Regions from separate parts of the Homo sapiens genome. Here region 2 is linked to region 1. A link is an interaction called in ENCODE POLR2A ChIA-PET data of the cell type or tissue named here. Cell type or tissue: Panc1. All regions are shown on one strand. Links, peaks and the distances in the headings refer to the core of each region. The heading gives the core; the rest is flanking DNA. Region 1 has its middle 21 kb from the start of MIR450B. Region 2 overlaps PLAC1 (placenta enriched 1).

Evidence for each region. ChIA-PET counts read pairs that join two places held together with the same protein. Peaks named below come from ENCODE experiments on the same cell type or tissue, not always from the same donor. Only the 100,000 strongest peaks of a DNase experiment are listed, where the experiment ranks them.
Region 2: POLR2A ChIA-PET joins it to region 1 with 11 read pairs; 4 of 35 experiments call an interaction of 5 or more read pairs at or near these places.

Annotation. Positions count from the first base shown.
Region 1 is chrX:134,517,507-134,520,427 of GRCh38, forward strand. No RefSeq gene overlaps it. Among named protein-coding and RNA genes, the nearest start is that of MIR450B, 21 kb to the right of the region's middle. In Panc1, for the core only: no CTCF peak of the experiment used is centred there; no DNase peak of the experiment used is centred there.
Region 2 is chrX:134,576,618-134,579,538 of GRCh38, forward strand. The region is part of intron 2 of PLAC1 (placenta enriched 1); the gene reads right to left. Among named protein-coding and RNA genes, the nearest start is that of LINC00629, 28 kb to the left of the region's middle. In Panc1, for the core only: no CTCF peak of the experiment used is centred there; a DNase peak (open chromatin) is centred at 1,434; H3K27ac peaks cover 1,527 bases.

The DNA.
Region 1 (2,921 bases), core at 260-2,759:
ACTTGAGCCCAGGAGGTAGAGGTTTCAGTGAACCGAGATCGTGTGACTGCACTCCATCCTGGATGACAGAGTGAGACCCTGTCTCAAAAAAAAAAACAAAACTGCACTCTTTTATGTATTTTTATACTTTTGAAATGTTCTATAATATTTTTGAAATGTTCTATAATAAGAGAATATTGTGAAGACTTTATAGAAATACATTTGAGAACCTAAATAGAGTAAATTACTAGAATCAAACTAAGGAAAAAATGGAAAATCTGAAAAAAATGCAATAATCATTAAAGAGATTGAATTGTCATTTGAAAGTCTGTCCTCACAAAAGACCTCCTTCCTCTACTGTGGTCAGCATCTTTGGCATACATGAGATAAAATGTATGGTCCAGTCCAGCCTCTAAGCCTGTGCAATTCATTCAGTCATTCAGCAAATATCTATTGAATACTACGTATGGGCCAGGCACTCTTCTGGCTACCGGGGATACATAAGTGAACAACAACAACAACAACAACAACAAAGGAAAAATGTCTCTAATTTTGTGGCACTTAATATACAACAAATAATAATGAATAAGTGATATATAGTATGTTAGGAGGAGAACATTACTATGGAAAAATAGAGGAGGATAAAGGAGACTGAGAGGCAGAAGGATGGGCCAGTTTGTAATTTGAAAGGCAAGGTTGTAGGCAAGGTTCAGATTGGAACACTGAAACACGGATTTCCCACAGAAATGAACAGGTCTCCTTGGAGAGATGGCTAATTCAAGGTCTGGGTCAAGAAGTGTACAGGAAGAGCCTGGAACATTTTGTTGCACCAAAAAGATAAAACAGAACAAAACAAAACTCGGTTAATTAGTTACTGTTGGAAGATGCTAGCAAGCCAGTTCTTTAGTGATTTTTAAAAGACAGATAATTATAAGGAAACTTTTTAATAAACAAGCATTTATACTGTTTTCGACACAGACTACCACTGACTACTCAAATAATACATGAGGGGATATTTCTTTTTATGGAAGTATTCTGGCTAATAAGAAGAATAGAATTAATCACCAGTGGCTGCCAGCACCACAAAAAGAGATACAACTAGATCTTATGTGTTTTACAATTTTTTTATATTTGGGGGGCTGGTCTCTTATATGTCTCTTTTGGAGAAACAGCCCACCACCTGGATTCATCTCCTAGGGCTTCCATAACAAAGTACCATAAAATGAGTGTCTTAAAACAACACATGGCCGGGCACAGTGGCTCATGCCTATAATCCCAGCACTTTGGGAGGCCGAGGCGGGCAGATCACTTGAGGTTAGGAGTTTGAGACCAGCCTGGCCAACAAGGTGAAACCCCGTGTCTACTAAAAATACAAAAATTAGCCAGACATGGTGGCGGGCACCTGTAATCCCAGCTACTCAGGAGGCTGAGGCAGGAGAATCGCTTGAACCTGGGAGGCTGAGGTTGCAGTGAGGTGAGATCTCGCCATTGCACTCCAGCCTTGGCAACAGAGCGAGACTCCATCTCAAAAACAAACAAACAACAACAACAACAAAACACTCACGTTTATTCTCTCAAAGTTCTGGAGGCTAAAACTCTGAAATCAAGGTGTCAATAGAGCTGTGCTCCCTCCAAAGGCTTTAGGGGAGGATCCTTCCTTGCTTCCTCCTAGATTCTGGTGGTTTCTGGCAAGCTTTGATATTCTTTGGCTTATGACTGCATAATTACAACCTCTACCTCCATATTCATGTGGCCATCTTCCCTCTATGGGTGTCTGTGTCCAAATTTCCCTCTTATGGACACCAGTCATATTGGATTAGGCTTCCCCTAATCCAGTATGACCTCATCTTAACTTGATTACATCTACAAAGGCCCTATTTCCAAATAAGGTCACATTCACAGATTCCAGGTAGACATGAAATTTGGGTAACACTATTTAACCCAGTATACCACCTATGAAGTATTCTTTTTATTTTTCTCCTCAGCTTTTATTTTAAGTTCTGGGGTACATGTTTAGGACGTGCAGTTTGTTACATAAGTAAACGTGCCATGGTGGTTTGCTGCACAGATCAACCCATCACCTAGGTATTAAGCCCAGCATCCATTAGCTATTTTTTTCTGATGCTCTCCCACCACCCGCCCCGCCCCCGACAGGCCCCAGTGTGTGTTGTTCCCCTCCCTGTGTCCATGTGTTCTCATTGTTCAGCTCCCACCTATAAGTGAGAACATGCAGTGTTTGGTTTTCTGTTCCTGCATTTGTTTGCTGAGGATAACAGCTTCCAGCTCCATCCATGTCCCTGCAAAGGACATGATCTTCTTCTTCTTTTTTATGGCTGCATAGTATTCTGAAGTATTCTTGACAAAAAGAAAAAATCAACCTGAATCTATTCAAGCCTCTAGAGTCAACTAAAAATTTACAGAAAATACAGGAGACTGAGTAACGTGTTAAATGACATCACAGGGATGCAATTAGCCAACTCCAGACTATGGGAAACTCTACAGGACAAACTACCTGGTATCTTCAACAAATAAATTGCAGGGAATAAAGACATGATGGAGGAACCTAGACTAAAAGAGACTTAAAGATGAACCAGTAGCTATGTTTGGACCTCATTTGGATCCCAATTCAAACAAACTTTAAAATACACACCCATTTATGACACTTATGAGACAATTGGAGATTTGAACACTGACTTGAATATCCATTGATATTAAGGAATTATTTTTGAAAATGCGGAATAATACTAAGGCTATGGTTTTTTTTAGAGAGTCCTTATCTTTTAGAAACATATACTAAATTTGCAGATAAAAATGACTTGATGTTGGGGATTTGTTTCAAAATAATATGGGAGTTGGGGGATGTGGGTGCAGATATGGCTGTGACAAGATGGTTCATGGGCTGATAATTGTTGAAGCTGGGTGATGGGTACATGTGGGAGTTC
Region 2 (2,921 bases), core at 286-2,785, 59 kb after region 1:
GGAAATATGCTCTTTACAGAGGTAATCAATATAAAATGAAATCATTATGGTGGGCTCCAATCCAATGACTTATGTCTTTACAAAAGGGGAAAATGTGGACACAGAGACAGACACACACAGAGGTAAGACAATGTGAGACATGTAGGAAGAAGGCGGCCATGTGCATCACTCCAATGATGTGCCTGCAACCCCAGGAACGTCAAGAATTGTCAGCAAATACCAGAACTAGAAGAGGCTTCTCTAGAGCCGTCACACAATATGGCCCTGCTGACACCTTGATTTTGAACTTCCAGCCCCCAGAGCTGTAAGACAATACATTTTTTGTTGTTTTAAGCCACCCAGTTTGTGTACAGCAGCCCTAGCAAACTAACAATTATATCTTCCCAACAAATGGAACAGACACACATGCCTCCTTTCTGAGATAGGAGCCTGCAATTATTAATGTTCTGACTCTGTGTTTTGTTACAATCTTAAATTCCATTTAGAATTAGAAATATGATGAAGCAACAAGGAATAGAGACAAAAACTTAGAAAGAAAGGGGCCAGTTAAAAGTGGTATTGGTGCTGATATTTGATGCCTACAGGAGAAACTGAACTAGAATTGCAGTGTAATATCAGGGAGACGTTCCCAACTATAAAAGTTGTCCAAAAATGGATGGAGAAACCTAGAGTGAAACTAAGATCTCTTTGTTCCCTGTAGGCATTCAGTTAGAGGCTGGCTGTCCACTTGTTGGGGTCACTGGAGAGGGAGATCCTGTCCTACGTCAGAGGCTAGAGTAGATGATCTTTGGCCGGGTGCAGTGGCTCACGCCTGTAATCTCAGCACTTTGGGAGGCCAAGGCGGGCGTATCACCTAAGGTCAGGAGCTCAAGACCAGCCTGGCCAACATGGTGAAGCCCCGTCTCCACTAAAAATGCAAAAATTAGCTGGGCGTGGTGGCGCATGCCTGTAGTCCCAGCTACTCTGGAGGCTGAGGCAGGAGAATCGCTTGAACTGGGGGGCAGAGGTTGCAGTGAGCTGAGGTCGCGCCACTGCACTCCAGCCTGGGCAACAGAGAGAGAGACTCCACCAAAGAAAAAAAAAAGATGGTGTTTAAGGTTCTATCACAGAATGCCTCATGTGTGCATGCATGCGTGTGTGTGTGTGTGTGTGTGTGTGTGTGTGTGTGTAGTGGAGGGATAGATTAGCACATGTATTATGAACAAATGCATGCATGGGAACACACACACATACATACATCATGCACACATACAGAGGTTATTTATGTAGGTCTTCTCTTGAAAGTCTTACAATGTCATTGATGCCTGAAGCCTCTAATCCTGAGATACGGAAGATTATATAACATTTTCTAACAGGGACTTGACCTCTCAGCCAGGTTTTTGTTGTGACTGGATGTGACTGTGTATTGGTGGCAATTACAAGGGGAAGGTGGCAGGGGAGAAGGGAGGGCAGGTCATGATATAGAGGAAAATACTCAGAATGATTCTAAGTATTAGTCATTAAGAAAACAAACCAGCTGGGCGCAGTGGCTCACGCCTGTAATCCCAGCACTTTGGGAGGCCCAGGTGGGCGGATCACAAGGTCAGGAGATGGAGACCATCCTGGCTAACACGGTGAAACCCCGTCTCTACTAAAAATACAAAAAATTAGCCAGGCGTGGTGGCGGGCGCCTGTAGTCCCAGCTACTTGGGAGGCTGAGGCAGGAGAATGGCGTGAACCCGGGAGGCAGAACTTGCAGTGAGCCGAGATCGCACCACTGCACTCCAGCCTGAGTGACAGAGCAAGACTCTGTCTCAAAAAAAAAAAAAAAAAGAAAAGAAAAAAAAACTCAGAATGGAGCTTACTGCCCAGCCCTAAAGCCTGGGGGTGGGGCAGTGGAAATGGTCTTTCTTTCTTTCTTTTTTTTTTTTTTTTTTTTTTGACATAGGGGTTTGCTCTTTGCCCAGGCTGGAGTGTAGTCGTGCAATCACAGTTTACTGCAGCCTCATCTCCTGGGCTCAAGCGATCCTCCTGCCTCAGCCTCCTGAGTAGCTGGGATCGCCTGGCTACTTTTTTTTTGAGGAAATGGTCTTTCTAAGCAGCATGGTCTCTGAAAGCCTGAACTGGGGGTTCATGTGATGCCTGTCTTTGGGGAATTTACAGGAGAGCTGATCAAGAGAGATAACAGGAGGGAGTTATCTACTGGGGTGGGGCTGGGGAAATCTCTAGACAAAAGATATCCAAATTAAAGCAAATTTCTTGCACCGAATTTAAAAGGTTGGGGCTCTGATCCTTGGAACTGCAGTCTATGGAGGCCCTGTCACAGTTATAGGGCAAATGTTCAAAGTAGAAATACTTTCTATTTCACCTAGAAAGTAGTAGTAGTGATGACTTTAAAAATATATATTTATGCTTCTTTGCAATGTCTTAAGTGATTACAGAAACCAGGGGTTCTAAAAAGCTTGTTTAAACGTGTATGGATTACATATGGCAACAAATCTCAAAATACAGCACTTTTGCTTTAATTTGGATATCTTTTGTCTAGAGATTCCCCAGCCCTACCCCAATAGAATGCACTCCCTCCTGTTATCCCTCTTGATCCTTGCAGCTCTCCTGTAAGGGCCCCAAAGACAGGCATCACATGTTAAAACTGTGGAAACGGGGGTCCCAGAAGGGCAGAGAGCCTTGGCCAAGATCAAGGTTAGATAAGTCAATCGGGGCCTCAGGCCTTTCCACCAGCCCACCTTGCTTCTCTGCCTTACAACTCAGAGAAAAATGGCCAGACATTACAATAAATTTAATCACCATGAAAGAAAAGGAAAGTCCTGAGGTGGCTTGGCTTCCGGACTATGGCTCTAAAACACTTGGGTGATTCTGCTTCAGTGTCTGATGGCTGAGTTTTTAGGAGAGGGGACAGAATCAACTTTAAAACTGAGCAAACC